Regions from separate parts of the Homo sapiens genome. Here all the other regions are linked to region 2. A link is an interaction called in ENCODE POLR2A ChIA-PET data of the cell type or tissue named here. Cell type or tissue: GM12878. All regions are shown on one strand. Each heading gives the region's core, and the rest is flanking DNA. Links, peaks and the distances in the headings are about the cores only. Region 1 overlaps UNC13C (unc-13 homolog C). Region 2 overlaps UNC13C (unc-13 homolog C). Region 3 overlaps UNC13C (unc-13 homolog C).

The links. ChIA-PET counts read pairs that join two places held together with the same protein. Peaks named below come from ENCODE experiments on the same cell type or tissue, not always from the same donor. Only the 100,000 strongest peaks of a DNase experiment are listed, where the experiment ranks them.
Region 1: POLR2A ChIA-PET joins it to region 2 with 5 read pairs; 1 of 35 experiments calls an interaction of 5 or more read pairs at or near these places.
Region 3: POLR2A ChIA-PET joins it to region 2 with 8 read pairs; 1 of 35 experiments calls an interaction of 5 or more read pairs at or near these places.

What each region holds. Positions count from the first base shown.
Region 1 is chr15:54,342,068-54,353,291 of GRCh38, reverse strand. The region is part of intron 17 of UNC13C (unc-13 homolog C); the gene reads right to left. Among named protein-coding and RNA genes, the nearest start is that of UNC13C, 370 kb to the right of the region's middle. In GM12878, for the core only: no CTCF peak of the experiment used is centred there; a DNase peak (open chromatin) is centred at 5,601.
Region 2 is chr15:54,576,438-54,587,661 of GRCh38, reverse strand. The region is part of intron 30 of UNC13C (unc-13 homolog C); the gene reads right to left. Among named protein-coding and RNA genes, the nearest start is that of UNC13C, 600 kb to the right of the region's middle. RefSeq lists a silencer at 4,589-4,668. In GM12878, for the core only: no CTCF peak of the experiment used is centred there; DNase peaks (open chromatin) are centred at 4,621, 4,901 and 5,213.
Region 3 is chr15:54,476,888-54,488,111 of GRCh38, reverse strand. All of the region lies in intron 19 of UNC13C (unc-13 homolog C), which reads right to left. Among named protein-coding and RNA genes, the nearest start is that of UNC13C, 500 kb to the right of the region's middle. In GM12878, for the core only: a CTCF peak has its summit at 6,123; a DNase peak (open chromatin) is centred at 6,090.

The sequences.
Region 1 (11,224 bases), core at 3,616-8,615, 240 kb after region 2:
TTTTTCTTTTAATACTGCATTATATTTTCCCTGCCTGCCTGGCATCTGACACTATTTCAGTTATTGGTCTAATAATTTTTTTAATGTCTACCTCTCTGGCTAGAGTCCCATGAGGATACTGACTGTGTTTGTCTTGTTCACTGAAATTTCTCTTATTCTTAGTGTTTGGTACACAACAAGAAGTCAACAAATTTTATTTATTGTATATATGTGAATAAATGAATTACATTTAAATCCTTTTTCCTGTATGAGACAGAAAGCTCAAAACTAATCTTCCTGCATAATTTTGAATGCTTCCTCTTGGCCATTTTCACCATTGCCAAAGAAGAACGTCTCAAAGATAGAATTTTTCAATAGATAAAATTGTAAAAATCAATAAAACAGGATACATAAACTGCATTTTCAATAAGATATTTTAAGGAATGGTAACAAAATTGAACACCTCTATAGAGAGCCATATAGCATATTTAAGGAAAATAAAACGCATCATGGAAATAAAGAAAGGGACCAATTCATTTCCTGGTGAGATTCCATTATCCATTAACTTGTTCTGGAGAGAGCAAGGGGAAATTGGATTACTGGATTATTACAATCTAGTCTGTCTTTGCTAGCCATCTATCAGAGATTATATATAGACACCACTTATGAGTGATAGCAAAAATACATATATATTCTAGAATTTAGCATAATTAATTGCTGTATTTTTGTTTTATGCCTTCTGTTTGACACTGTTCTGACGAATCAGGAACTTTAGAAGAAACATGCTACAAAATATGAGACTTTTAATAAAAGAGACTATGTCTAATCAGCACATTAGATACCATTTCATTAATGCAACACCATTTTATTCACATGATTTTGTTGCTGGTGATGAATTAAACAATTATGACCAATAATATTCTTCAGAGAGGATAACCTGACTCACTCTCTCTCTCTCTATATATATATATACATTTATATAATTATATTTATATAAAATATATATTAATTATATAAATATAATTATATAAATGTATATATGTGTTATATATTTGTATAATCACAATATATAAACAAAATCAAAACTATGAGAATAACTACATCAGTATTTCCTGGAAGGCTGAAAATAGCAATTAAAAATGCATTAAACTTAACCATATAGAGAGAATTTTAGATGGATTAGAGTTCCTGACCTCTTGCTTTAAAATTTCATATTTAACTTTCACCCCAAGATTTCAATGAAATCACTGAGTAAATGATATTTTAACTTTAATTCTATCTCTGTATATTTCTCTCTTTTAATTACTTATGTTTCTACACTACTTTCTAATTCACTAGATGCTTCCCTAAGTGTAAACACCTCCTGATTTTAGAATCAGAGTTCTACTACCTCTGAAGTAGAGACAAAAGATATTGCATTATTTTAGAGATGAGAAAACAGTGGCTACTGAGTGATTTGTTAATTTGTTATAATTAGTTGAGTTGTAAAACTAAAATTAAAATTAAAATCTTATGGTTTTGATTCACATGTATTATAAATAAAAATGGCAACTATTATATCCACTATTTATGGAATGCCTAGTATATGTGAAGCGTTAGGTTGGATATAAAAAATGCATTGGTGAGCAAGAGAGATAAAATTCCTACACTGGAGGGTTTTATAATATACTCCACCATACTGCCTCCGTGTTGATCTTAATTGCTGTATTGTTTTACCAAGGATTCAGTAATACAAGTAACATCTACCATTTTCTTCTCTTTAAAAGGAATTATATAAAGAACTGTGTAACTTCTGGGAAGCTGGGGAAGAGGAGCGCAAGCCTTGGGAAATAATACAGACTATTAGGCAAAAACAGTTCTTAAACAGATTTTTTACATACTGTAGTTCTTTTCACAGTTTAATTTTCAGTGCAAGTTTTTCTCTAGATACTTACTAAAAAGAAAAACTAAAAAGTAAATAGAATATCAGAATCCATAGTGACAAAGTTCTATTTAATGGAATAGTTGCTTAATGTCACGTATCATTCTACTAACTTGTTAAAAAATACAGATTCCTGCGCACTTCACTGGATATCCTGTATTTTCTGAAGTAGCCAAGAACCCTTTAGCAGCAGGAAATTTGGGAAATACTAGAGTCAAACAATTGTAAAAAAAAATTATGTTTCCAATTTATTATGTTTACTGGACTTTTCAGGAGCTTGGAGTAATTTGACTTACTAAAATGTCCCATCCCAATCAACAACTATATTTTAAAACTAACAGATTCAAGACTCATCAATTTCCTGGGTAACTATTATACAAAGTCACAATGTGAAAAATAGAAAAATTTTAAGTGAAATAACTCAAACTATAGTCTTCAGTGAAATATTATATGTTCCAAACAACTTACTTGATAGTATTATAATATAAAGAAGCACATTGTAGATGAATTCATTTTTTCCTATCACCATTTGTGAAGGAAAACCATCTTTAAAGAATGAAAGTTTCTGAAGAAGGAACACATTAAAATAAAAATCACATGACACAATATTGATTATACCTCTTGACTCCACTACAGCAGTTTTATGGCTATAACACGACACAATTTCAGAGGTCGCCATTTCAATTTCGTGTATGGCCACGTGGGGCAGAAAGAGTCAACATTAAATCTGAGTTTTATACTTGTTAGATGCTAAATTCATATCAATTGAAAAGTTATACAAAGTTTAGGTAATTGACTCCAGAGATACCACAAATATAGCATATTTTACTGCAGACCTTTAGACTTACTCTTTTTTTCTTTGAGTTGGAGGAGAGGTTAGAACCTTGTTTAAGAATTTAGATCATGCAAGTTTCCTGTCTGCCTGCCGATTCATTCCATCCGTCATCCTTATCTTTCTATTTCTTTCTAATTACCATTCTACAATTTCATGTCCTTTTGACTTACATAAGACCACATACTGAGTTTGGTGTTTGCCTATTTTTTTCAGTCTTGTAAAATGTTTATTATTGTTTTGTGTATTTATCTAAATTTTAGAAAAATAGGCCAGGCGTGGGGTCTCACGCCTGTAATCCCAGCACTTTGGGAGGCCGAGGCAGGCGGATCACGAGGTCAGGAGATCAAGACCATCCTGGCTAACACGGTGAAACCCCGTCAGTACTAAAAATACAAAAATTAGCCGGGAGTGGTGTCGGGCGCCTGTAGTCCCAGTTACTTGGGAGGCTGAGACAGGAGACTGGCGTGAAGCCAGGAGGCGGAGCTTGCAGTGAGCCCAGTTCGTGCCACTGCACTCACTCCAGCCTGGGCGACACAGTGAGACTCCGTCTCAAAAAAAAAAAAGGAAAATATTATTGTGCTAATATACAACATTATGTTTCTTCCCTTGTTTTCCACTTATCACTGTTTTTACTTTTTATCCATGTTACTATGTAGACATCTAACCCATTTTCCTAAGTGCCCCACAATATTCCATGATATGTACCCACTACATTTTATGGATCTATTTTTCTGTGAAAGATACCTGGGTTGCCTCCATCTCCTCAGTCTCACAAACAATGCTATATTGAATATCCTAGTAAACATGCCCTTGGTGAACTTTGTGAAAATATGTACCCAGAGTTAGATTACTGGCTCCCGGCTTACTTGCCAACTGAAAGTGCATGAAGGTTCCAATGTCCCATATCACCATTAAATTTATAATTGATCTTTTTTTGGTATTGTTGAACCATTTTTGCATTCATGAGATGAAATTACTTGACCAAGTCATGTTCTTTAATATTTAATATTTTACTTAGACTTTTCTCATCAATGTTTATTAACAACGTGAGGTTATAATTTTTTTCATGTATTGTCATAATTCAGTTTTAGAATCAAAATTTCACTAGTTTTACTAATACAACATACTATGTATGTTATTGATATTTTCAGAATTTATTATGGTTTCATTTTTTACTTTATTTACCTTGTTATGAAAATTAAAGCATATAGTGATAGAAGCATAACTGGCTAGTCATTTTTCAGGCTCTGAATTTTCATATATTTTTCTTCTTTAAAATACATAAGACATGGCAATATACTACTCATTTTGAACAATTTCTTGTTACAAGTAAAATTTTATATACTAGTCATGAAGCTGGCATTTAAAAAGAAATTTTCTTTTCATAACATTTATTCTATACATTTTATATAATATCAAATGATATTTTATATATTTATAAAATATAAATATTTTATAAATTATAATTTGATATATTTGTATATATCAAATTATAAACATATTAACTCTAAGTTATGCTTATATTTACTCAGATTTAGAACTAAGACAAGGAGCACATAAGGTGGTAAAAAACACCTATCTTTCAGAATAAACATCATTCCCTAACTAATGCCAATGATTACATAAGAAAGTACATTGCTGGAAAAATATCTAAGAAAAGTCAGGGACATATTATAGCCAGTTTTGTAATGATTACTATTTAAATCATGTTTCAAATTAAGAGTTACAGAATTGGATATTTTTCTACATGTACATTTCAGGGCACATTTTAACTTTTCTTTCATTGCTGAATTATTTAGAAATTGGCTAGAGCAAAACCAAAAGAAAGGGAAAAAGACAAATTGCTAAATCAACTTTTTGGGTTAAAATAACTGAGAAAGATACATCCACAAAACAAGCATGGACGTTCTGAAATTTTCCACATTTAAATTCAGGTAAGTTGCCCCTTTAGACTATTCTACGGTGATATTTTCTCTCTCAAAGAATTTTCAGAGGATAACGTGGCCAAAATTGTGGTATACATATCACATTCCGTCTAATACAAAGAGATGTTTTTTGATAGAATTTTCATTTAGTAAGCATTAATTGATCTCTGCACAGTGTTATATGCTACAAATTCAATATTAAGATAAATAGAGTTTCTGTTTTCACTAAACTCAATGTTACCATGGGTATCAGACAAAAGGTATTTTAATGCATGTGAAAAGTAAAGGGTGCTTCTGTCCACATGGTACAAGATGGCTCAAAATCAGGTCCACATTCTGTCTAGCGGAAGGGAAAAAGTAGAGGAAAGGAGGATATTCCCTTCTCCTTTAAGAGACCATACCGAATTTTTTACACACCTACTACAAAGATATTCATTGCAGCCTTATCTGTAATTGTGAAAAATCGGAATTGATGTGTAAATTGCTGTACATGCTGTAGGCAGTTGTAAAAATCAACAAACTGTACATACATGAATCAGCATAGATAGCTCTCAAAAATTAATATTGAGCTTTAAAAATTATAGAAGAATCATTACATTTAGACAATCTGGTTCTAGAATTAGTATATACAACAATAATACTGTATTACCTATTTCTAAAATGTATTATATCACAGGTTGATAGAGATAAAGACTGTATCACAAATAATAGATATATGTAATAAATGTACACAAAGATGAAACTATGTTCATCAAAGCTAATAAGAAATTCATAACAGAGATTTCCTTTGAGATAAGAAGTGAGAGAATTTGACTTGGGAGGGAAACAAAGAGACTAAGCATATATGTGCATGTGTGTGTGTATGTATCCAAAAGTCAATAAAGAGAGAAATATGTTTCTACTGATTTTACATACAACTCCCACTTGTAGGTAGCACATTTTCCTCTGCATTCATCTATCTGTATCACTCATGCTGCCTTATAGCAAAACACAGTCATTTGGAGAAATGATTTTCAAAAGAAATCATCACATGAATGTCAAGAACTTTCGTTTGTTCCTGTTTTTAGTTACAAACCTTCTAATCAGATTCAAAATAAGATTTTAAAAAGTCCCTAAGTGTGCTTCAGAACTAAAAGTGTACATGTGTTTTAGTTAAGGCATATCTTAATACAATTTTCTTAGGTAGTCATTCAATAAACAACTTAAAATTTACCAAAATATATAAATTTAAAATAGCAGAATCTTAGGCAGAAAGGTTTTATTGGTTTTTGACATCTTCTTGTGGATGATCTCTGTGTAAACAAGTTTTGATCTCAGGGTAGGTGTGGAGGGAGACTGTAAAATCAGTTAATAAAGGTTTTCATTGTTCAACAGAAAAGTTCTTTCGCTGAGTGGTTTCCACGGAACTGAGTTAATGCTGACATTAGCTCAGCATAATTCTTTTAAAACACATTTAAAAAGAAAGTCTTATCTATCCTCCTCATTCCACAATTAGGGGGTCTCTTTATGTAGATTTTATTAAAATGGATGTGTTCATGCTAGCAATAATCACTATTAATATTATCCAGCTAATTCATCCTGCTCTTGTTCCAGGTTCCTAAAATAACCTTCGGATTACAGGTTTTATTTTCACATAGATGTTCACCTGGGAGAGTATAAACTAAAACACTTTCAATCTGTTTGAAATTTTATTTTTTATTTTAAAGAAACTATCGTTTGTTCTCTGATATGTCCTAAGAGCCTACACCAGTGCCTGGCATATAATAGGGCTGATTAGGTATCTGCTGGATAGATATCTATCCAGTTTATAGATTGATCTTTTGTGTACCTCTCTGTGAGTCCAGTGACCTCTGTCTACACTGACACATTGGAGTTCCTAAGCTAAACTGAAGTGCAGATGCGGAGCCTGGCAATTCAGCCAAGGAAAATACCACCTACCGAGTGCAGAGCCAGCCTCCGGAGACCACACTTCTATCTTGTTCTAACTGCAGCTGTCTCTACTTTTCTATCAAATCGATTTTCCTTTCTTATTCTAAGCATTTTATTTTTATATGGTTCTTCAAAATCCCTCTGGAGGGAGAAAGTATGATTCCACATTTAAATAATCAGACTGTACTGTGTCTAATAGTGCTGGAATTCTTAATTTCTTGTTTCAGGCAAGGCATCATATTATCTGGAGAAGATTCAAAGAAAACAGAAGTAGCATGAATATGATGAAGAAACCAGACATGAAGAGGCTAAATAGCTTAACAAAGTCCACAATGCTGAAAAGTAGAGCTGTAATTTGAACTCAGGGGTTTTAATATCAGAGATTATGTTCCTTACCATAGGTTTTAATGTAGAGTCACTGAAGGATACTACAAATAAGTAACTAAGGCACTGCCTTTTTCTTTAAATGTTATTTTTATTAGATAATTACTTCGTTTATCAACCCTACTCAGAGTCAGGTATACCACCAGGCACTGGGAATACAAAGATGAAACTCACGGTTTAGCCGGGAAGACAGGTCTAACTGATATCACATGATGCACCTGATAAATTCACCGTGATAAGTGCAGTGGTGGTGACATGTCAGGGTATTATGAGAATAGAGAACCGAAACACCAAATCCAGCTAGAAGAGGTATAAAGGCTTTCTGAAGAAAAAGTTAGCTGAGCTGCGGTTAGCTGTTTGGAGGGAAGTTTGGAGAAGGGATGCCCGCTCCAGGCAGGTAAATATAAGGCAGGCAAAGTCACCATGGAGTTTAATGTACTGAATCATGGAATGCAATGTGGAGATGATGTTGAAGTCAGGAGTGATAATCAAGGCTTAGACCTTAGAGGCACTGTGGATAATGGGAGAGTCTGGACTTCATCCTCTGAGTAAATGGGGAGCTGGTCCAGAGTTATAAATAGGATAGTCACGTAAACATGGATATATTTTAAATATATAGTGGGGTGGCAGGTTGGAAAAGTAACTGAAGTTCTATTAGTCAAAATAAGCCAGATTGTGCTATGGTAACAAATAAATATCCAAATATCCGTGAGTTAATGCAATAAAAGGTTATTTCTTAAACACCCAAAGTCCGAGGCTGACTAGGCAGCCCTTCACCACCTGGTAGCTATGCCATCTGCAATATGTATCCTTCCAGGTTATTGCACTGCAGGTGACAAGATGTTTTTATGGGTTGGGACTAGAAGTGGCCTTCATTTACTTTTCCCATATCTCTTCATCTGGGATCCTGCCACATGACCCAGAGTAAGTGCAAGAGGCTTTAGGCAAGCACTGAGAGTCTACCACAGAATAGGGCACTTCATTCAATCTTGTTTATAATAGGTGAAATATACCTATAATTTCTTACTGTATTACTGGAGAAAAATCAGTTTATTTATGTATTCAGTTCATTAAACAAATGCTTTTGTGAACACCTACTCGGCACTGTCCTAAGTTCTGTCTCTGTCATAAAAAGCAGGGGTAAAGCATTGCTCACATTACTTCCCTGCACATCAACTCTTCATTGGCTCTCCAGTCACATGGTGACATGTGCAAGGGGACAGCATTAGAGTAAGAGGGGTGAGAAGCGTAACATAGGCCAGATCATGTGGAGTTTTGTAGGACTTTGAATTTAACTTAAATGAAGGGCCTTAAAACATTCTATGCAGAAGAGTGATATAATCTGACTTCCTTTTTTAAAAAATAATTCTGGCTGCTCTGTTGAGAACAGACATAAGATGATGGGGTAGACACATTGAGCTCTCTTAGGAAGTTATGTAGTAATCCAAGTGAACAATGATTATGGTTTTGAGCCAGGGTAGAAGCATGGATCTGGTGAAAAGTGGTCTGATTCTGGATATATTTTGAAATGAAGGTATTTAATTTTGAACTAAATAATTAGAATTTGAAGACAGGTGAGACGTATGCTATAAGACAAAAAGGTCTTAACTTGAGCTCTTAGGAGCATGGAGTTGCAGCCAACTGAGGGGAGATAAGCCTTAATCATATGAAGTATTCCTAGATGGCTTCAAAAGGGCTCGAGAGAGCATTAACCCCCTAAATAATTCAGCTCCAATGGATGCTTCCTTTAGAATTTCAAATAATAACAATGTTGATGAAAAAGTATTTTTCCAAGATTTAAAGCTTAGCCCCAAGCATTCCCTACATTGACAAAATTTCGCATAAAATCTAAGATCTATCTACCTAAAAATAAAACCAGTAAGAAAATTATATAATTATCTTTTCTGAAAGCCAAGTCATAAAATATTAAGCTATATTAGATTATTTTGATGTGACATAATTCATTTACTTTTTGTTAGGGGCACGTTTGCTTTATGGGAACTACCTACGAAGCTCTCTTACAGAAATAAACTGTTCGTTTATCATTGTTGTTGTTATTATTTATGTATTAGAAAGACATCAAGTAAGGTATGCCACTTCACTTTGGCAGCTTAATTAATCCACTGAGTATTAATTAGTAGATGAGGAAATGATAAAGATTCTCTCTTTGACCAAACTTTGATCAAACTCTTCTGAGCTCTCTTTTTAACCAGGCCCCAACTTTCGAACTTCCATGTTAGTTTCTGCATTGTCCAATTTAGCAAGAATCTTCTCAGTTTAGCCAGAATTTTTCATTTTTGATATATGATCACACTTTGGTATCTGATCAGGTTTCCTTCCTCTACAATGCTTCTGGTGATATTTGATCACCCTGGTCTGCCTTCAGCAAGAATCCCATCAGATCTGTTAGCCAGGACCCCCCCTTACCCCAAATGTTAACTCTTAGTAATTTCTATCCAGTAAGCCCCTCCCCTTAACTCAGCTCCTTGGCTATAAATTCCCACTTTTCCTTGTGGTATTCATAGTTGAGCCCAATTTCTCTTTTCTACTATAAAATCCTATTGGGGTAGCCTTCCTGTGTAACTATTGTAATAGTACTCTTTGAATAGTCTGCCTTACCATTCTTTAATGGGTGTAATGAATAATTTTTTCTTTGACAAAGATCATATTTGAGCTGGATTTTGATGAAAGCAGGGAAGGAGGGAGAATTTCTTCAGGCATATAGAACAGGATGCATAAATGCAAGGATGTGAAAAAGGATGGCTGATTCATGGAAATTATAAAATTTAGGGCTCATGAGAGCAGAGCAGTTTGGTTCAGGAGTGTGAGGAGTAGGAAACTGAACCTGGTAAAGTCTGGTAAGATTGATTATAAAGTTATGCATGGGGCCAGGCGCGGTGGCTCACGCCTGTAATCGCAGCACTTTGGGAGGCTGAGGCAGGTGGATCCCCTGAGGTCAGGAGTTCGAGCCCAGCCTGGCTAACGTGGTGAAACCCTGTCTCTACTAAAAATACAAAATAAGCCAGGCGTGGTGGTGGGCCTCTGTAATCCCAGCTACTCAGGAGGCTGAGGCAGGAGAATCACTTGAACCCAAGAGGCGGAGTTTGCAGTGAGCCGAGATTGCGCCACTGCGCTCCAGTCTGGGTGACAGAGCAAAACTCTGTCAAAAAAAAAAAAAAAGTTATGCATGGGTAATTACATGGTACAATAAAAAGTTTCAATCTTAGCCTTTAGGTAAAATAAAGATAATGATGTTGAAAAATGTAAAAGAATTGAAAGAGCCCTATGGGAGGAAGATGGAAAGTAGAGATTAGACAAAGAAAAGTCATTAGAAAACTACTCATGGGAAAGTACAAGTGAGCACCAATTTAGCTCCTAGAAATCCTGGAGGACCAAGTTTTAAAACTAAGCATATCTAACAGAGTTGATAAGCTAAAGTTATGAACAAGTATGTGGTTATATATTGTTTTGCTTATGCAATGCCAAACTCAGCTTAATTTGTTTTCTTATAAAGCAAAACAAAAAAAACAAAAACAAAAACAAAAAACAGTGACCCCAGAAATATACTATATGAAACCTAGCTAAAAATCCAGTTTGGAAGAGTCTTACTTGCCTTCATCTAACATTGCTTTCTAGAATTTGCCTCTCCCAAGTAAACAGAATGTTTCATGGATAATTACACAATTTTTAATATCTAGTGGACCAAGTGCACTCTTCCTGAAAGGACAGGTGATAGACACATTTTTTTTTTTTAAATAGAGATAGGGTCTTGCTGTGTCACCAAGGCTGGAATGCAGTGGAGCAATCATAGATCACTCTAACTTCCAATTCCTGGACTCACTCTAACCACCTTAACCTCCTAAGTAGGTGTGACTATAGACACATACCACCATACACAGCTAATTAAAAAAAAAATTGTAGAGATAGGGTCTTGCTATGTTGCCCAGGTTGCCCAAGCTAGACTACATTTGTAAAATCCAATTTTATAGAAGTAATAGCTATATATGTCATAGTATGCATTAGAAAACTTCAATATAACAAAAAGATGTGTCATCAAGAGGGAAATAATCTATGAAATCCATATAACCAAAAAAGGATTAGTATCCACAATATTTTTAGATTTTTCTATAAATTAATAAGTAACAGACAAGAAAACCAAGAGAAACACACACAAAAGATTGACAGGCAATTCACAGAACATAAAACTCAAGCGTTCATTGATCATATGTGAAAATACGTTCAAACACACCA
Region 2 (11,224 bases), core at 2,719-7,718:
AGGGGAGGAGCAGTGTAACATCTGCCTCCAGTGATGAAAATCCACTCTACCAACAGAATGACCATACATTAGAAGAGTGGAGTACTGAGGTCCTGAAGGCTGGTCCCAAACTCCTTAGTTGTGAGTTTACTATCTATATGTGGAAGTTATACGACTACATTATCTTTTAAACTATCATATCTCTATTTTGTCCAGACTGTCTTTGAGTTATTTTGAGTGAGTTCTATTATATGAATTAGTTGGTGGTGGTTTTTAAAAACTGGGAAGACATGCAGATAACTGTTTCCTTACAATAGACTCTGAGCACATATGAAGAAGCTTCAGTCATATAAATGTTTCACGGGTTTTGTGAACTGTCCTGGTAGGAGGAGAATTCTGTCATTTCACCTCGTATTTGTGTAAAATCAACATGACACAACAGTTTGAAATTGAAATCTAAGTTGAAACCTAATAATTTCATAAAATTCTGTCATTTCACCTTATAAGTATTTGTGTAAAATCAACATGACACAACAGTTTGAAATTGAAATCTAAGTTGAAACCTAATTAATAATTTCATAAAATCTATGGTGGTAGTAAGTGATGGAAGGAAAAACATTATCTGGGTAGTTTTCAGCCATATTGGTACATAAAATGAATCTAGGGGTGATTAAATGTTGAGTATATGAATAAATGAATGTGTAAGTGGAATTTGGTAAATATTGATTGATGGCCTAACAGTCTGTACAGCTTAGTTATATCATTGATTATCTGGATGATCCTGCTTCCATAAATTTACTTTTCTAGCTCTTTCCTTTCCAAATTATCAGGAATGCAACGATTTACTCCCTGGCTAACCAGGAGCTGGCTGGTTTCTTCTTATCCTTAAGCCAAGGGCCTTCACTCATCACTGTTTATTTCCTTGATTATTACTTGCAACTTGCATTACTTGCATCTGCATGATGACAAGGACTTAGCCTGGCTTGTTATTCCTGTAAGGGCAAATGCCAACTAAAAATAAGAAGCTCAACTCTTTGTTATGGACTGAATTTTGTCTCCCCCTAAATTTGTTTGTAAAAGCCCCACCCTCCAATGTGACTTTATTGGAAGAAAGGGCCTTTAAAAAGTTAATTAAGGTTAGATGAGGTGACAAGGATGGGGCTCCAATATGATAGAACTGGTGTCCTTTTAAGAGGAGGAAGAGATACCAGAGATCTCTTTCCCTGTGCACGGGGAAAAGGCCATGAGAACAGAATGAAAAGGTAACTGTCTGCAAGATAGGAAGAGCAATCTCACCAAAAACCAAGCCCACTGGCACCTTCATCTTGGGCTTTCAGCCTTGAAAACTGTGAGGGAATAAATATCTCTTGTTTAAGTTACCCAATCTGTAGTATTTTGTTAAGAAGCCTATAAGGAATATATGACTAATATGTTCTCCATGTTAAAAGTAAGGAAAGAAACATCCTTTTCTTAGGGTATTTACTTTAGAAAGCTTGTACCTCTTTGTCATTTTGAAACATATACAAAAATTTTTAAAAGCTAACTTAGTCTTTTGCTAGTTTTAAGACCCAAGGATACTGTTCTCAAAGACCAGGGAATCATCACTTTGAAAATTATCAAGGAAGATAACAGCTCTATTTATCAGGTTCTGTAGGAGGCTAGGAGGGTAATTTCAGCAGGTATCTTACTCCAAGTTGCAAGACAACCCCCTTTTATAAAGATATGAGAAATTTATTTTTGCTTTGGATAAAGCCAATTGTCTAACACAGACGGTTACCCCAATTACTAAGGGAATTTAGGATGAAAGTTGTTTGACAAATGGTGCTGTAAAGTCCCCTTGAGGACAAGTTATTGTTTACCTTGAGAATTTGTATATAAAAGGTTATATCTGCTTGTTATATTAAGAGGTGAGATTTTTTTCTGTCTTTGCAATTTCTTAGCTGATTTCCTGAGACGTGCATCTCACTCTGGTTTAATGCTTACTCAATAAAACTGTGTTCTTTCTCTTCTACCTTTGTGGAGAAGTTTTCCGGGTTAGGAGGAGATTATGTTTTCATTTATATTTCTCTAACACTTCCCAGTCCCAGTGAGAATACAGGCAATATATAAGCATCTGTTAAATTAATACCTACATGTCCCCATCTGTATTAGTCCATTTTGGATTGCTATAAACGAATACCTGAGGCTGGGTAATTTATAAAGAAAAGAGGGTTATTTGACTCATAGTTGTGCAGACTGCCCAAGAAGCACAGCACCAGCATCTGCTTCTTTTGAGGCCTAAGGTAGATTACAATCATGGCAGAAAGCAAAGGGGGAGCTGGCACCTAACATGGTGAGAGAGGAAGCAAGAGAGACACGGGGGCAGTACCACACTCTTTAACAACCAGATCTCAGTGAATGAATACATCAAGAACTCAGCCATTACCATGAGGAGGGTACCAAGCCATTCATGAAGGATCTGCCCCGTGACCCAAACACCTGCCAGCAGGCCCTACCTCCAACACTGAGGATCACATTTCAACATGAGATTTGGAGGGGCCAAACGTTCAAACTATATCACCATCTCTGTTACTACTGCATCCACACAAATAATGAGAGGTTCTATTAGACTTCATTACCTCTTAATTCTGCTGCCCATATCGGATAACCAATGGTAGTCTGGTGATGGGGAATCAAAAGTATAGGCCAAAATTGGTTTTACTCAAATGGCCATAGCATCACTTTAAATGTTTGGAAAAATTAGGTTTCTTTGGTTAGTGGGCTGATTAGTGGAAAATGCCCTGTGCTTACAGTTGGAAGAATTTGGATTTGAATCCAGTTCCACCACTTACTCTCTATATAAGTCTCACCCGTCACCTAATTTCACCCTGAAGCCCGGTCTCATCTGAAAATGTTTCATTTTCCTTATAGGGTCACTGAGAGGACCAGATGAAATATTACAGGTGTGCTCTGCACAGTGAACATTTGTACCATAATGTTTTCTTAGTGAATACGAAGAATGCCTGTCATGTAAATGGACTGTAACACTTACCAGCTAGTTTCCAAATTGGCTTACTCCTAAAGGAAAGAAAAACTGACTTCTTCCATTTCCAGTTCATCTGTCTATTCTTTTACTCTTTTGAATTTCTTCATAAGGACTTTCACTGCCTTTCAACATCATTTTCTTTAACAATGTAGGACATGGCACTCACAGTTTTGCACGTTTAATTTGTTCTGCACTGGAGGTTATGGTCACAAAGGGGGATGCTCTATCAAGTTACCTTGCCTTTTCGGCTAAAGAATTCGAGGTATTTATAAACTGAGGGAATAAAATGACTTCAGTTGGAAAATGAAATGAAACGAGGCATAACTGCATACTACAAGATAGCAATGCAATTTAGAGCTAGAATAGGTCTAGTGTGTTCTAAATCATAAACACATTTTACAGTATAAATATATATTGTCAGTAAACAACCAAACTTTCTGTTGCGATTTATATATTTAGGTTCCTAATTTGGTCTTCAGGTCTCTCTTTGGAGGGGGCCAGAAACCAGCCAATCTCCAGGAGAGCCCTGGCCAAGGGGAAAGGTAGGTTCTAGGGTGTCAGTCAGGTGAGGCACAAGGAGGAGGTGAAACCAAAACGCAGGAACAGAAGAAATCTCTTACTTACACATCCCAGAGAGGTCCAGAGAGCGGCAGGAGCCCGAGGGGAAGTCTGGAGGCCACGGGGAGCCAGAGAGCACAGTTAGGGCCTGGAGCTTTGTCCTGGGGCTTTCCCGTGGGGGTGTGGCTTAGGCTGATTTAAGAGAACAAGTAGGAAGCAGGACTTATTCACAGGACTCTGGTGTTGGCCGTTAGGTTTGATCATGGTCAGCAGCTGTGTGATGTGTGGGTTCTGGGTCAGTGCGATGAAGAGCAAATGGGCCGCATTACAAACAACCACTCAGGGAGGGGAAGTGTTACCCAGACCAGAGGTGATACAGTGAGACTGGGCTTCAGACAACTTAGGTCAGGCCTGAAAATGGATGCTGAGGCAGCAACTATTAACCACATTTATGGCAGTTTCCAACAAAACCTGGCTTTTAAATCATTTCTATTATACGTGAAGAAAAACTGAACTGAAAATAATTGGAAATAACCCCTTTGGTTTGCCCTAATAAGCAGGAATCAAATTTCTAGGTTCTTCTATTATATGTAAAATGGCAATGTCATTTAAATGAAAGCTAAGATATGAGAAAAAATCGAGGGACATATGTAGCCCTTTACCTCAGGTGTGAAACTGTTTTTGTTTCATAAAGGCCTTTTTAAGCTTTAGTTTCAGGTTTATCTTGTTATTTTAGTGCAGTCTACATGAAAATATTCTTTTGAGGCTGTAAAACACATGCTCTCATTTGGAAAAAAAATAGTTTTCATTGACTCTATATGTTCCTATTCTGATTTTTGAGTGTTTCTTTTATCTAGAGGTTTATATTGCTAAAGAAACTGCCTATGGTTATAGTTTGCAGTCAACAAGTTACCCTGAATTAGCTACAGGTGGCTCTCATGATAGGAATGGTGTGGCGTGAGGCTTAACAACGGTTCTCAAATTGTGGTTCCTAAACCAGCACCATCAGTTGTGCCTGAGAGCTTATTATAAATGCAAATTCTCAGACCCCACCCAGACCCACTGAATAAGAAACTCTGAGTGTAACCGAGCAATCTGTGGTCAAACAAGCCCGACAGGTGATGCTGAACTGCATTAGAGAACTGTCAGTTTACCGTTACAGAAACCCCCTTAGAGTTTCAGTAGCACATTACTTAAGTAATATAAATGGCCAACATTTATATTACTTATAAATGGTAGCACATTACTTAAGTAATATAAATGGTCAACATTTTAAAATTGTTTCAGCTGGTACTGAAAACCATTATCCTGTTTAACAAGGAGTCAGGCTAACAGTAGTGGTGGTCGTCATAATTCACAGTTTTGGCTAGTTGGCCCAGTTCATAGGCACACTGATTTACCCAGGGGACTCACAGTGACTTGCAAACACGTCCCTTCTGCAGAGCTCAGACTGAGAGGCCTTTTGAGGAGCTAACCAGCAAAAATGTTTAAATATCATTGATATTTACTCTGCCCTCATCTTCACCCTCATTCTGGGCCTTTGCTTTCCTTGAAATAGTGGCTTTCTCTGTGACTTCGTTTATCCTCTCTCACTGTGCGCCCTTCCTCAGAACTTGCAAAGGCTGCACAGGATTCAAGAATCACCTCCTGAATTTAGCTGCAGAACTGACTACTCTCTTAACTATATCTCATATCTTAGTAGACATAGTCACTTAGATGTCCTCCTGTTAATATCAGCACAAATAAATAAAACTGAATTTGTGCCTCAAATCAGCTCCCTGTCTAAGCTTCCACACTTTCGTCAGTGGTAGGTTGCACAGATCTACAAGTTACCTAATTCCCCTTTCTCCTTTGCTTGCTTGACCCTGGCATGACCTGTAGATTTTAATAATATTTATCATCTTCATCCCTTTTCTCCATTCCTGCTATTACTATACTTAGAATGTGAACACCTGAACTATGAAACTGTTTTCCAAAAGGCCTTCTTCTTTCCCGTCCTCATTCCCTCCCTCTCTCCTTCCTTCCCTTTCTCTTAATTCCTTCCTTCTTTCCTTCTCTCCTCCTTTCCTTCCTCCCCTTTCTCCCACAAACAGATGGCAAAATAAATGGTTTACACTAACCTGTATGACCTCCTCTCCTTCTAGGTCTCCCACTGACTAAGACCAGCCTCCACATTCTTGAGCCTCAAAATTCTCCAAGTTCTGATGACAATCTACTTCTTTCATCTCCCCTCCATTCACTTGCCCTATTGACTCTTTAGTGGTTCTCAAACTCAGCAGCACCAAAAAGGCTGATTAAAAGAGATATTTGAGCCCGACTCCTAGAGTTTCTGACTCAGTAGTTTCAGGGTAAAGCCCAAAATTTAGCACTTCTGAAAAGTTTCCATGTGCTATAGATAGAATGTTGGTATCTCCCCCAAATTCGTTTGTTGAAGTCCTAATCCCCAGTGTGGCTGTATTTAGAGATGAAGCCTCTAAGGAAATAACTAAGGTTAAATGAGGTAATAGGGTGGGGCCCTGGCCTGATGGGATTAGTGTCCTTATAAAATGAGACACCAGAGAACTTAGGATCTCTCTCTCAGCCATGTGAAGACACAGCAAGTAGAAGGCTGTCTGCAAGCCAGGAGGAGAGCCCTCATCAGAAATGGAATTGGTGGCACATTGATCTTGGACTTCCCAGCCTTCAGAACTGGAAAATAAGTTTTTGTGTTTAAGCCACTCAGTCTTTGTATTTTGTTATGACAGCCTGAGCAGGTAATCCTGAGGCTGCTGTTCTGGGACTATACTTTGAGAGCACCTTTCTACTCCACTCTGATTGGTCTTCTTGTCGCTTTGATCTCTGTGTCTTTCTGACATGCCTACTTTTCTCCTTTCTTTACTTGAGACCCACATCTTCTTGAAAACCCACTTTGAACCATACATCTTCCCCGAAGGCTCCCAACTCTCCCATCACAGTCATCTCTCCCCTTCTGAAAGCCTCTACTCTTTATCTTTAGATTCATCTGGCATCTAGCATAAACTACCCTGGATGATTCTTTTTTCTCTTCATACAGTTGTTTTATCTTCATCATGAGCTTCTTGGAGCAAAGAATCTATCCCTGGTGTCACATACCTAGCACAGTGCTTTGTGCACAGTACAGGTTCAATAAATATATGATTATTTGACAACCATGGAGTGTATGGAGAAGGGGTTCCTAGAAACTGCAGGTGTGAATCATTCAGGTGTCACAGATCTCTCAGTCACTCCAAGAGCCTCTTAGGAATGTGGAGGTACAGCTCACAGAGGAACACGTGATTACTGGCTTACTTGCTTAGGGAGCTGCATCCTGAGGGGTCTCTCTTAATGTTTTGTAAACGAAAGAGTCACCTCTGAGACAGAGCACATCTAATGATGATGAGGATGCCATAAGAATGATGAACATTTATGGGGATTTCTATGTGCAAAGTGTTTCATGGGTATTATCACTTGTAGTTCTCCCAGCAACTCCACACGGTATGAATTATTATGCTTTCCATTTTTACAGATGACAAAATTGAGGCTTAGAGAGGATAAGTGACTTATCCCAGGTCTTGCAGCCAGGCAGAACCAGAGCACATGCTTGGGCCATGCCTGTATAGCTCTCCATTCACCTGTTTTCGCATTTCTTGCCTTTCTTCCATAAATAAGCAGAGAGTTTTACACCAGAGGTTTGTACAAGGTTGGCTTCCAACCTTTAAAGATTTAGGTTTACTATTTTTATGCCATTTAACATACCTTATATTCCTTATTCTAAGATAGATTAAACACGTAATAACAAGGCTTAACTTCCAGTGCCAAAGGATAACTGTAGGAGAAAATGTCCCATCTTCGCTCAGAAATCAGCTGTGAAGGACACGTGCAGGTTGTGAGGCAGTAGTCTGCAGTTTCCAATTAACGCCACTGACCCCATTGGTCACCAAACCTGTTCTCAGTGAACAAAAACAGGCGTGGTGGCTCAGTGGGTCCAGAGAAATTGTATTGCATTTTGCTTTCTTGACTCAGTGATTTGAAGAGTAATTTTCTGACATGTCAGTATTTCCACAAGATTCCCAGACAACTTATTCTAACCTCTGTTTTACTTTCTAACCAGACCTAAAACAAAACAAACAGCAGTAACAAAAATATTAAAAAGTATCATAGCTACCCCTAACAAAAAGGTATTACACAATTTTCAAAATACCTGCTTTATCATTAACTCGGCACTTAATTTTAATCGGTGCATTATACAATAACATGTGGGTCCCACTCCAGGCGATTGTGCTACTCACAAAGCAATTATAAGATTCTTTAAATCCTAAAGTTTTTCTTGTTTTTTTCTTTTTTGAGACAGAGTCTTGCTCTGTCGCCCAGGCTGGAGTGCAGTGGCGTGATCTCGGCTCACTGCAACCTCTGCCTTCCAGGTTCAAGCCATTCTTCTGCCTTAGCATCCCAAGTAGCTGGGACTGCAGGTGCGTGCCACCATGCCTGGCTAATTTTTTTTGTATTTTTAGTAGAGACGAGGTTTCACTGTGTTAGCTGGAAGGTCTCGATCTCCTGACCTCGTGATCTGCCTGCCTCGGCCTCCTACAGTGCTGGGATTACAGGCATGAGCCACCATGCCCGGCCAAGAGAAAGTTTAACTGGGCTGTTTATTCCAGCTCAGATTTAAATCCAAGGCCTTAAAAGACTTCAAAATCTACCACTTTGAATAAACTGCACCTTGGCAATCAATTAAACTATTGTACTTTGCATAAGAAAGTATATTTTTTATATTTTTAAATAAAATTATAATTCAAAAATAAATATCTAGACATGTTGGGATCATTTGAAAGTACAGAAAACCATAAGCAGGCAGAGAAAAAAAATCAACCACACTTTCATCACACAGAAGTAATTGTTGCTTTATTTTGGAATCCTGTAGAAGAAATTTTATATCCTAACTTTTATTAACTTAAGATTTATTTCACTAACACTTGCCTATTTTACTGCCGAACTACATCATGAGTCTGCCCATATTTCTTTGTCACTATTCCACCATCCAAGCCCCATGCCATGTCTCACCTGGATTTTTACTGGAGGCTGGAACTTGTCTGTCTGCTCCTGTCTTGTCTCCCTTCAGTCTATTACCCATGTTGCACTCTTGCTTAAATCACTTCAGTGACATCCATTGCTCTTGGGTGAGATGACTGTCACAAACGGGCACCCAGGAGCCAGGCATGTAGTCCCAGCTTCACCATGCTCGGCTAATTCTTGTAATTTTAGTAGAGACGGAGTTTCACCACGTTGGCCAGGCTGGTCTCGAACTGCTGACCTCAAGCAGTTCTCCCTGCTCAAGCAGTTTTCACCTTGGTCTCCCAAAGTGTTAGGATTACAGGCGTGAGCCATGGTGCTGGCCCTCTGTCTGACTTTAGAGGGCTGTTCTGAGACTCAAGTGACGAAAATACATGAAGGTGCTTATAAATGGTAGTAAACTGCAGTGTGAGTGGTTATTTATAGGTAAACTTTATACGTAACTTTAGATGTAAACAAATGTCAAGTGCTTTTGTTTCTTTTGAAAATATATGTATGTTACCTTCATAATTATTTAAACCAATCTTAGTATTTGAGAGGCAAGTAACAGGGAACACTTGAAGTCAGGAAACAGGGATTCTAATCACTGATATTCAGCATAACCTTGGAATAAGATCTGGCTCTCACCAAATTGAGAAATAAAGAAATGCATCATATATACAGTTGTTGATTAAAAATGTGAGTGCGATAAAAAAATGTAATCTTTCAAGTATTCATGACAAAAAATGAAAGAAACACTAGAAGTACACCTATTCCGAGCTAAAAATATGTACATTTTAGTCTGCCAGTACATTAAAAGTGATAATTTCCCCACAGCATCACATGCAATAAACATGTGCTTATTCTATGCTGTGAGAACTCTTAAACTTTACAAGTGACTTTACAAATGATTCCCAGTTGTCTTAATCTGATTTCAGATTTCCAGAAAAGATAAAATGCTGGGCCAAATAAACTGTATTCTGAGAAAGTGGGATTCGGGATTTTGATGTCCTGCCCAGACTATAATGGAAATATTTCTGTGGAAAGCTCTTTTGTTCATTCTGGACAAAGGAGTCATCAAAATTTGATGTTTTCTCTCACTCCAAAGAGGATTATTCTGATACTTGAAATGCTTATTTCAACATGTTAATCTTTGACCCATATGAAGGAGTTGCCATGGAAGAAAACCTGGCAAAACTCTAAAGATTTTTCAAGTATCAGAGTATAAATAGTGAACAGATGGAAACCAGAATTTGAGGAATTTTAGGATGGTTTGAGAAGAGACTTTTTATGAGGGTTTCGCTGGGCTCTAGGGAAATGACAAGGGAAAGTGGAACTGCTAACTGCCCTCATCGGTAAACCATGAGGGGAGGAAGGAGTTACTGGAACCTGGAAAGAGAGAGTTTTCTAGGAAAGACATTGAGAAGCTTACAGTCAAAGGACAGAGCCAGGCTGAGAGGACCTTGTCCAGAGGGAGCCTGGAGAAGGAATATCTGAACGTAGTCTTCCCTTTTAGGAGGGGCTCCCTGCTCTCTGAACCACTTGGGAAACAGGGAGTAAGCCTGCTCAAGACTGTGACCCACACAGCTCAGCCTCCTGCGGAGTGGGGGAAAGTAGATTAGGAGGGGCAAATGGAGATATTTGGCATAGACTTTCATGGTAATTTACCTAGCACAAAGCCTGGCATATGACAAATGCTCCTAAAACTAAGTCACATGAAAGGATAAATGGATCTTTCAGTGACCTAAACTGTGCACAGTGGCATACTTCATTTTTTCCTGGTCGGTTTTTGAGTTTCATGTAACAGACTGAATAAAACATCATGATTTCAAGAGTTTGCCAAAAAAAAGTAGTCTTTTTCTCTCTTTCTAATTTTATATGCCCCTTTGTATTTCTCCAATGGCACTTACTTTTATCTTGTATGATAATTAGTGAATAGTATCAGTTGTAAAATTACAAGCTTTTTTCTAAGGATGCACACATACTCATACACACTTTGGATGTTCCAGTGTCTAGAACAGGACCACAAACATAGTTGCTACAATAAAAGTCTGTAATCACATACATTCAAATATGAGAACTATGTTATATTACACAATTTGAGATTTTCTGCATTGAATTTTATAGCATTCATTTGTTCTATAACTCACTAAGCACCTGCTTTGCATCCAGTACTCTACTGGGCACTTAGATTTCAAAGATGAATATGCAAACTGCCTGTCCTACTAGGGCTTACATTGTAAGAAGAGAGGGTTGCCAATTATCAATCACAAAATGACTCACTGTGCTAGGGAACTGTCACAAGATGAATCCATGTGCTGGTGGGGGACAAGAGGGGAGAAGAGGGAGACAGGGAGGACAGAGCAATGCAGCAATGTCCTACAGGTGTATAGTAGACTCCAGGCTATATTAGAAAGAGTGTCCTGGAAGCAGGATGTATTTTCTTACATTTAGCTTGGATTTCTACAACGTCAGTTCCTCTGTTTATTACTTAAAAGGTGTCCTGGCTACTGAGCTTACCCAGTAACTGCAGCCAGAATGAAGTGAAACTGGGGAGCAGAGGAAGAAGTTAGAAGTTTGCGGCGGGGATTTATTGCCAACATGAAAACTAAGTAT
Region 3 (11,224 bases), core at 3,379-8,378, 100 kb after region 2:
AGCCATGTAATTAGAAGTTGAAAAAATAAGGTAGGATGAGTTGCCATTTTCCATTTTAGAGAAACTTTATAAAGATCTTATAATGTTGGGATATCTTTGGAGGCAAGAAATCATCAAAATCCTGGCTGCCAAAAGTAAGCTATAGTGTTAACAAGGTTAAAGGTTAGAGTAATAAAAATGAAAAAATAAATGACTATACGTAATATGTCAGGAAAAATCATCTGGACCAATGTGAATCCTCTAGAGAGGAAAATAGGAAAAAAGGAAAGATTAGTCACAATTGTAAATTATGGTAATCAAATTTCTTTTCTCTCTCTCTGTCTTTTTTTTTTTTTTTTTTTTTTTGAGATGGAATCTTGCTCTGTTGCCCAGGCTGGAGTGCAGTGGCACAATCTTGGCTCATGGCAACCTCCACCTCCTGAGGTCAAGCAATTATCCTGCCTCAGCCTACCAAGTCATTGAGATTACAGGTGAGTGTCACTACACCTGGCTAACTTTTGTATTGCTAGTAGAGATGGTGTTTCATTATGTTGGCCAGGCTGGTCCCAAACTCCTGACCTCAAGTAATCCACTCGCCTTAGCCTCCCACAGTGCTGGGATTACAGGTGTGAGCCACTGTGCCTGGCCATTATGGTAATAAACTTTCTTTAGAATCAATGACTTTGGAGGAACAAATATAGTTAATTTTTGTAGGGTAAGAAAAAAGATATAGAAGTTTCTTTCATGACACATTTCTGTTATTAAATCTTAGCAAAATACCAGGAAAAAAAGCAAAGAAAATTAAAGAAATAGTGCCTTACTTTATGACCACTGAAACTCATGCCAAAGGAAGCTTTATTCTTGAGAGGAGTAGCAGTTGGTAGTTCTGCTCATAGTCACAAACAATTCCTCAGCAGAAACCCGGAATGAATCCAGGATCCCTGGGTTCATTAAACCAGGAATGATGTGAGGTTGGACATACCTCATAGATACACTCTCTGATTGATCTACGTAGAATTCTGGCCTAGATCTATGAGTATGTTCTGGTTGGACATTCCTCATAGATATACTCTCTGATTGATCCACTTAGAATTCTGGCCTTGATCTATGAGGTATGTTCCAGTTGGACATTCCTCTTAGATATACTCTCTGATTGACCTACTTGAATCTTGGCTTATATCTAGTTCTGGTCTAGATCTAAAGCCATACTGGCATGTTTAGAGGAAGAGTCACTCCATGATATGACTTGGAAGAATGCTGCATGACTTGTCCAAGCCATAGACCTGAAAAATTAGGAAGCAGTATACAGGTAGATCCACATAATCTGATGTTGGAAATAGAGATGGATAGTTATAAAGAAAAAGAATGGGATGGAAAGAGAAAGGGTATTTTTAAAAAAGAGACAGCCAACAGGCTGGATCATAATGATAAAAGATAGGTGTCCAAAGCTCTTGGCATTAATTGACAAATCATTGACTAAGTGTATTAAAAAAGATAAGTTTCACTTACTTTGCATATTTACCCATAATCCTATAAATAAATATAGTACAAAGTATATCTGTGAGAATTAGAACTAAGGACTAAAATGTGGATTTCATTCCTTTATACAACATATATTTATTGACTATTCTACTATGAACCAGGTGCTATGTTCTTTTTTCTTTTCTTTTCTTTTTCTTTTTTTTTTTTTCTTTGAGATGGAGTCTTGCTCTGTCACCCTAGCTGTAGTGCAGTGGCGTGATCTTGGCTCACTGCAGCCTCCACCTCCTGGGGGTTCAAGTGATTCGCCTGCTTCAGCCTCTGGAGCAGCTAGGATTACAAGCGCCCGCCACCACACTGATATTGTGTGTGTGTGTGTGTGTGTGTGTGTGTGTGTGTGTGTTTTAATAGATCTGGGTTTTCACCACGTTGACCAGGTTGGTCTCAAACTCCTAACCTCAAGTGATGCGGCCACCTCAGCTTCCCAAAGTGCTGGGATTATGGGCATGAGCCACCATGCCCGGCCACTGGGTACTATTTTCTATACAGGAAATACAGCAAAGAAAAAGACACGGTGTCCCTGCCATCATGGAGCTTATAATATAGTGACAAGTGGCAGACAATAAATGCCATTCAATATAATGTGAAGTATAATGTGAGGTATGTGTTCTGGAAAAAAAATATATAATGTAATGTAAGGGGAGGAAGTGGGCCTGGAGTGCCTTTTTTGATAGGGTGCTCACGGAAGGTGGCTCATGAGATGACAAGAGAGCAGAACTGAATGAAGTCAAAAAGCAAACCACAGAGCCATCTTCTGGAAGAGCATTCCTGGTGGAGAATACAGACAGTGAAATGGCCCTCAAGCAAAAAAGTGTGCTTGACAAGCTCAAAGAGATGCAAGGAGGCCAGTGTGACTGAAGCAAAGTGAGTTCAGGGGAGTGTTGAGATCTGGGTTCAGAGAGAAACCCGGACTAGGTCACATAGGATCTTGTAACCCATGACTGAGACATTTTCCTCTAAGAGTTATGGAATAAAACTGCATGATTTTGGTCTGATTTACATCTGTAAAACATGACTTCGGTTGCTATCTGGTGAACAGAAGACAGGGATGAGAAAGTGGAGGCAGAAGGAGATGCAGAAGGCTACTGCAGTAGAACAAGGGACAGGGCAGCTTGGACACTTGGGTGGTAGCAGTGATGATTGTGGTAGAAGCGGTGAGGCATGAAGTCTAATCTTGGTTCTGTGTCTTTCCACTACATAGCCTTACCTCTCACCTCTTTCCTACTAAATAACCTGAGACCAGAAATGGTAACTTATTGAAATTTTGTATCCTTGCTCAATCTTGTTTGCTTAGAACCATAGATGGATGAATAGATGAATAGATAAATGGATGAAAGAATGTAAAGATTGTATCCAGTTTCTTTGCCATTTCCATTTCTTCATTTTCTTCTAGGTCTTACTGGGAATGAAGTGGATCATCAATCAGACTAATCAACATTGGACTTGGCCTACAGCTTTGCTGGTTTATAGCTTCCAATGGGGAAAAGTCACTGCTGCATCTTACTCATTTTTTTTTCTGTATTAAAATAAAAGGCCCTGATTGTGTCAGTAAATTTTTTTGCTAAGAATTGTTGATAAAACAAAAAAAAAATTCATCCATAATAGTTCAAATTAACCACTCATAAATAATCAGTTTCAAGTATGTCTCAGAATCTTATAACTTTTATTACAAAATCATTACTTATAGTTTTTTATTAAAACACTCAAATCTTTGTGGATTTTACCTCTTGAAATTTATGGTACATTTTCTCATTACTTATTTAAATGTAACCTGTAATTGAGATCCTTTTTTGTGGGAGGAAATTGATTTCTATCAATGATTTACAGCATACAAAAACAAACTGTAGGAATTTCTCTTTTTGGTAGATTTCAACTAAGCTCTTTTTTCCTTAGCTTTTCTGAATTTGCCTTCATCTCCTTATTATTTACTAAGGAGATGGGCCCAAGTGATAGGTCATGAAGATAAAGTGAAAACATGTTCACTTAGTTTATATTTTGACAGGAAGTAAAAACATCCTAAATATTTGATCAATTTAAAATGTATTATTGGCAGGAATAGTTATTTACTTACTTTACTGATAATGTATTTGTTTAATAAGTCTAAATTTCCTTTCTCTGTATGCCATTTTAGTTCTGACATGTTCAATTCAGCTCATGGTTTTAAAATAACATCTGGATAGGAGTTCCTAATGTATCATGTCTCAATTTTACACTGAAAACGCATAAGTGAACACAGAAAATTATGAATACTTCCATGCTCGCTAAAAAGTAAAACCAATCAATAACCATGGCTAGGACCTAGGGGAAATTTTCAAAACAACTGGATTTATAAAACTGCAATACAATGACCCATTCAGATGTGTTTGAGCACCTAAGACCATGTCTCCCACTATAATCCTGACTCTTGCTGTTCATCTCTTCCTCACCTCCAGTTGCTTGCCAGGTATGAATGCATATAAGAGAAAACTGTGTAGCTAATCATCAGCTTCCTAGATGCTGGTTTTTTTTTTTCAGGGAAGCCAGAGTTCTGATTCATAATCCTTCCCAACCCTGCAACAAATAATTCAATGTATGAAAGGTATGGAAGACCACTTCCAGAAGATAACTAGCCAGGAAGTGTGTGAGTGTGCATGTGTGTGTGTGTATGTACTGTGTGTGTTTGTGTATGTTCCGTGAATATGTGTGTTTCTGTTGGTAAAAGGTAGGTAAAAAGGTGAGAGGGAGACAAAGAAATGCCAGTGGCATTTTGCATTGTAGGGAGAGTGTTTCTCACAATTAAAATAACCTTAACATCCTATGCAATGGCAAAGACAGAAAATAAGTAATGTGAAGAAAACAGGGCTGGGCGCAGTGGCTCATGACAGTCATCCCAGCACCCTGGGAGGCAGAGGCAGACGGGGTGAAACTCCATTTCTACCAAAAATATAAAAATTAGCTGGGCATGGTGGCACGCACCTGTAATCCCAGCTACTTGGGAGGCTGAGGCAGGTGAATGGCTTGAAGCCGGGAGGTGGACGTTGCAGTGAGCTGAGATCGCGCCACTGCACTCCAGCCTGGTAACAAAGTGAGACTCCATCTCAAAAAAAAGAAAAGAAAAGAAAAGAAAACAGCGTAATTCTCATGAAAAGAAATTAAAAACAAAGAAAAATTGTTCTAAATAATCATCTGGATTATTTAGAGTAGTTCACAAACCTTAGTCTGAGCTTGTTAAAATGCAGATTCCTGACCCCTACTCTCAGAGATTTGGTAAGTCTGGAATAAGCATTCAGGTGAATATAAGCATTCAGATGAATATAATGCAGGTGACCTGGCTGGCCTATGTTGACAGACACTGTCACCAAGGTTAACACAGATCTCTGAAAAACCAGCTGAAGAGCAGAAGATAAATTTAATTTAAAAGCATGCAAAGTGGTAAGATGATGTCTTATTTTCTATGAAATAAGAAAACAAAGCCATAAGAAGAAAAGACACTTAGAGAATAAGATTACAAATTATGACGGAGTTGCAGCTCTAGTATTCACTATATTAGAAAATTAATATTCACTGTAAAATTTAAATTGGATAATGTTAAAAGCTACCTAAATGTTTAGAGCACTTCTGACAAATAGTTAAATTTTCTTAATATTCAAATGATTTTTATAAATTAATAACAATTAATAAACTAGTTCATTAAAAAGTTAGAGGATAAGAAATTCTCATTTACAATGGCCTTTAGACATGTGAAAAATGTATAACTATGTTCATATTTAAAGAAATGACAATTTAATGAGATATTTGTCAGACTGACAAAAAGTAAAATATACACTGCTTTTCCCATTAGGGAAAAATTGGCAATATATATCAACATTTTAAATGTGCAGGAGACTTCAAGATGGGTAAACTAGAGGTACCTGGCACTTGCCTCCTCCACACAGAGGGACCTAAACACCAAGTAGGTAACCACATGTGGAATACAGCATCTGGGAGAGAACAGTGGAATTCAGCAGGGAAGAGACAGAGAACTTCTGAGGCGAGGAAGGAGAGAGAAGTGAAGTAGCTGGCCCCTCAGGATCAGCTCAGAGTCAGGAGGAACCTCCCATTGTGGGAAAAAGGTGAACAAAAGATCCCCAGTGGTTTAAATTCCCACCGCCCGCTCCTACATTCCTAACACAGGAGAACCCTTTGGCTCTCACAGGCCCTGAGACTGGAATAGGAGCTGCTGCGAGTTCACTTGATTGGATTAATTCAAAGAAGGAGTTCACGCTGGGTCCTGTAACCCCTCCAAGACCCAAACAGCAGCAATATTGTGCTATTTTGAGAGCCCAGGCCTCACTGGACTATCCTGTGCCCAGAGGGCTAAAAGCTCCTGCATTTACGTTACTGAAGCTCTGCTGACATCCCCCTATGTCCTTCCCGAGGACTGCAGTATCATGACACTAGCTGGACACGGCAGTGCAGCTGAGTTTCCACTACTCTAGCCCATGCAGTGCCTTACACCCCAGGGAACATGTGGTAAAGCACACCAGAGAGGCTGCCATGAGAAAAAAGCGAGACAAAGTGTATATTCCCCAGGGCTTGAGAGCCACCTGCCTAGGACCACTGCCATGCAGAGCAACCCTGCCCCTCACAGGAGCAATGCTGCCACACACCTGCAAGTGCCTTCAAGGGCCTTGGTTATGGGCCCATCCACATGTCATCCTGGGACCTGAGGAGAGATTTGTCCTGCACATCACCACTGCTGCCTATACCCACACAGGTCATCTGGAGGCCTGGGGATTGGTCCATCCTGCCTGCCACTGCTGGCATCCCCATGCACCATCAGGAGACATGAGGACAGGGCTGCTCTACACACCACAGATGCAGCAACTTTTCATGTCCTCTGGATTCTGTGTCCTGCCCACCACCACTGGTGCTTGCATACAGCATCCAGGGACCCAAAGACAGGCCCATCCTTGTCCCATAAACCCCCCAAAACCCAAGCAGCTGCAGCATTCTGCTATTTTGAGAGCCCAGCCTCACCAGACTATATTGCGCCCTGAAAGCCACTGCTGCTGCAACCAGTACTTGCATGTATCATCCTGGACCTGGGGACTGATCCAACCCACCTGCCGACTGCAGGTACACACACACACACCTTCCAAGACCCTGAAGATCAGCTCACCCTGTCCCCCACTGTAGCATGTGCATGTCATCCAGGAGCATTAGGAAAGGCCAATTTCTTTCTTGCAGTCTGCACCCAAGTGTGTTTCTCAGGGGTCAGGGACTGGCCTGCCCAGTCCTGCACTGCCACTGCTGGCTCCAGCATGCACCACTCATGGGCCTGAGGGTTGGCTCACCACCACTACTGCCACTGCCAATGTTATGCATACTGACGCCACCACCACTGGCACCTGAGGACCAGCATGCCTAGCATCCCATCCACAGCAATGCATTGCCATAGCCTCCACTAATAACGGCAGCTTAAACCACAGAGGAACTCCAAGACATTAATGATACTGATTACAGCCAAAGGAATGGTACAGAGAACACACTACTATGCCCTGCCAGAAACAAAACCAAAGCATCCTACCAAACCAATACTATAGTTACATAGGTTTTGAGAGCCAAGTCCTCATGAGAATACATTGTACCCTGAGACCCTACAGCTAGTGCATCTATAGATCCCTGAAGCCCTGCTGACATCCCCTCTGCTGAGAAATCTGCTGCTAATCTGATTTCCTTACATGTGACTATAGGAAAAAGGCTTTCCCTATAAAAGCTAATTGATAAAATTAGAAAAAGTGACTGTTACACCAGGTGTGCAGATAGTAAATGCAAGAACCCAAGAAATAAGAGAAAGCAAGGAAACATGACACCTGCAAAGCAACACGATAATTCTCTAGTAACAAATTTCATAGAAAAGGAAATATATGAAATACTTAAAAATTAATTAAAAATGGTAATACTAAAGAAACACAGAGCAAGAGAACCCAGATAAACAATACGAATGAATTAGAAAATTCATAATCTGAATAAGAAATTCAACAAAGAGATAAACATCATTATAAAGAAAAAATCATGGAACTAAATATTTAATGAATGAAAAAACATAATTGAGAACTTCAACAATAGAGAAGGTCAAGCAGAGTGAAGAATTTATAAACCTGAAGACAGGTCTTTTGAGATAACCCAGCCAGACAAAACTAAAAAAAAAAAAAAGAGTAAAAAAAGAATGAACGAAGCCTATGTAACACATGAAACATTATAAAGTGACAAAATATTCAAAACTTCAGTGTCCCAGAGGGTGAGAAGAAAGCCAATGGAATAGAAAACCATTTTATATTATTAAATATAATAGCTTAAATAATAAATAAATAATAAAGACCACAGCAGAGCTAAATGAAGGCTTCTTAAGTCTTACAATAAATATGGACATTCAAATACAGGAAGCTCACAGATCTTCCAACAGATTCAATCCAAAAGCTTCCTCCAAGGAATATTATCATCAAACTGCCAAAAGTCAAATACAAAGAAAGAATTCTCCAAACAGTAAGGAAAAAGTCAACTCACATATAAGGGAGTCTCCATCAAACCAACAGTAGCTTCTCAGCAGAAAGCTTACAGGCCAGGAGAGAATAGGATGAAATATCCCAAGTGCAAAAGAAAAACAAACAAACAGCAACAACAAAAAACTGCCAATAAAAAATACTATACCCAGCAAAGCTACTATTCGAATCTGAAAGGCAAGTAAATTCTTTCCCAGACAAACAAAAACAGAAGGAATTCATCACCACTACACAGGCCTTACAAGAAATGCTTAAGGAATCCCTATATTTGGAAGTGAAAAGATGATATCTACCATAATGAAAACAAAAAAGTATAAAATTTACTAGTAGAGTGCATACAGAAAAAAAAACTAAAAGGAATCCAACATTATCACTTTGAAAACCCAAAAAATTGTAAAGGCAAACAATAAAAGATGAATAAAGAAAAACGGATATATGAAACAATCAGAAAACAAATAACAAAATGACAGGAGTAAGTTATCACCTAACAATGATAACCTGGAATGCAAACTGTTTTAAATTTCTGATTAAAAGATGTAAACAGGTTAAATGGATTTAAAAAAATCTGACTGTATGCTGCCTAAAAGAAATTTACTCCACCTGTAAAGATACATATAGACTGAATGTGAAGGAATTAAAAAATTATTCCACAAAAATGGAAATCAAAAGCATGCAGGAATAACTAATAGCAGACAAAAGAGACTTTACATTAAAAACAGAAAAAGAGAAAAAGAAGAACATTATATAATAATCAAGGGATCAATTTACCAAGATGATATATCAATCATAAATATATATGCACCCAATACCAAAGCACCCAGATATATAAAGCAAATATTCTTAGAGCTAAAGAGAGAGAGAGACCCCCATAAAATAATAGTCGGGGATTTCAATAATCCCCGTGATTATTGAAGCACTGCAGAGCACTTGAAGCACTGGACAGCATATATATTCAAGGATTTATAGCCAACTGAATTTTTACAAAGGCACCACGAACACACCTTGGTGAACAGATACCCTCTTCAATAATGGTGCCAGGAGAGCTGGATATCCCATATATATGCACCCAATACAGGAGCACCCAGATTCATAAAGCAAGTCCTGAATGACCTACAAAGAGACTTAGACTCCCACACATTAATAATGGGAGACTTTAACACCCCACTGTCAACATTAGACAGATCAACAAGACAGAAAGTTAACAAGGATACTCAGGAATTGAACTCAGCTCTGCACCAAGCGGACCTAATAGACATCTACAGAACTCTCCACCCCAAATCAACAGAATATACATTTTTTTCAGCACCACACCACACCTATTCCAAAATTGACCACATAGTTGGAAGTAAAGCTCTCCTCAGCAAATGAAAAAGAACAGAAATTATAACAAACTGTCTCTCAGACCACAGTGCAATCAAACTAGAACTCAGGATTAAGAAACTCACTCAAAACTGCTCAACTACATGGAAACTGAACAACCTGCTCCTGAATGACTACTGGGTACATAATGAAATGAAGGCAGAAATAAAGATGTTCTTTGAAACCAATGAGAACAAAGACACAACATACCAGAATCCCTGAGACACATTCAAAGTAGTGTGTAGAGGGAAATTTATAGCACTAAATGCCCACAAGAGAAAGCAGGAAATATCCAAAATTGACACCCTAATATCACAATTAAAAGGACTAGAAAAGCAAGAACAAACAAATTCAAAAGCTAGCAGAAGGCAAGAAATAACTAAAATCAGAGCAGAACAGAAGGAAATAGAGACAAAAAAAAAATCTTCAAAAAATTAATGAATCCAGGAGCTGGTTTTTTGAAAGGATCAACAAAATTGATAGACCACTAGCAAGACTAATAAAGAAAAAAAGAGAGAAGAATCAAATAGATGCAATAAAAAATGATAAAGGGGATATCACCACCAATCCCACAGAAATACAAACTACCATCAGAGAATACTACAAACACCTCTACGCAAATAAACTAGAAAATCTAGAAGACACGGATAAATTCCTCGACACATACACTCTCCCAAGACTAAACCAGGAATAAGATGAATCTCTGAATAGACCAATAACAGGATCTGAAATTGTGGCAATAATCAACAGCTTACCAACCAAAAAGAGTCCAGGACCAGATGGATTCACAGCCGAATTCTACCAGAGGTACAAGGAGGAACTGGTACCATTCCTTCTGAAACTATTCCAATCAATAGAAAAAGAGGGACTCCTCCTTAACTCATTTTATGAGGCCAGCATCATCCTGATACCAAAGCCGGGCAGAGACACAACCAAAAAAGAGAATTTTAGACCAATATCCTTGATGAACATTGATGCAAAAATCCTCAATAAAATACTGGCAAAGCGAATCCAGTAGCACATCAAAAAGCTTATCCACCATGATCAAGTGGGCTTCATCCCTGGGATTCAAGGCTGGTTCAATATACGCAAATCAATAAATGTAATCCAGCATATAAACAGAACCAAAGACAAAAACCACATGATTATCTCAATAGATGCAGAAAAGGCCTTTGAAAAAATTCAACAACGCTTCATGCTAAAAACTCTCAATAAATTAGGTATTGATGGGACGTATCTCAAAATAATAAGAGCTATCTATGACAAACCCACAGCCAATATCATACTGAATGGGCAAAAACTGGAAGCATTCCCTTTGAAAAGTGGCACAAGACAGGGATGCCCTCTCTCACCACTCCTATTCAACATAGTGTTGGAAGTTCTGGCCAGGGCAATTAGGCAGGAGAAGGAAATAAAGGGTATTCAATTAGGAAAAGAGGAAGTCAAATTGTCCCTGTTTGCAGATGACATGATTGTATATCTAGAAAACCCCATCGTCTCAGCCCAAAATCTCCTTAAGCAGATAAGCAACTTCAGCAAAGTCTCAGGATACAAAATCAATGTACAAAAATCACAAGCATTCTTATACACCAACAACAGACAAACAGAGAGCCAAATCATGAGTGAACTCCCATTCACAATTGCTTCAAAGAGAATAAAATACCTAGGAATCCAACTTACAAGGGATGTGAAGGACCTCTTCAAGGAGAACTACAAACCACTGCTCAAGGAAATAAAAGAGGATACAAACAAATGGAAGAACATTCCATGCTCATGGGTAGGAAGAATCAATATCATGAAAATGGCCGTACTGCCCAAGGTAA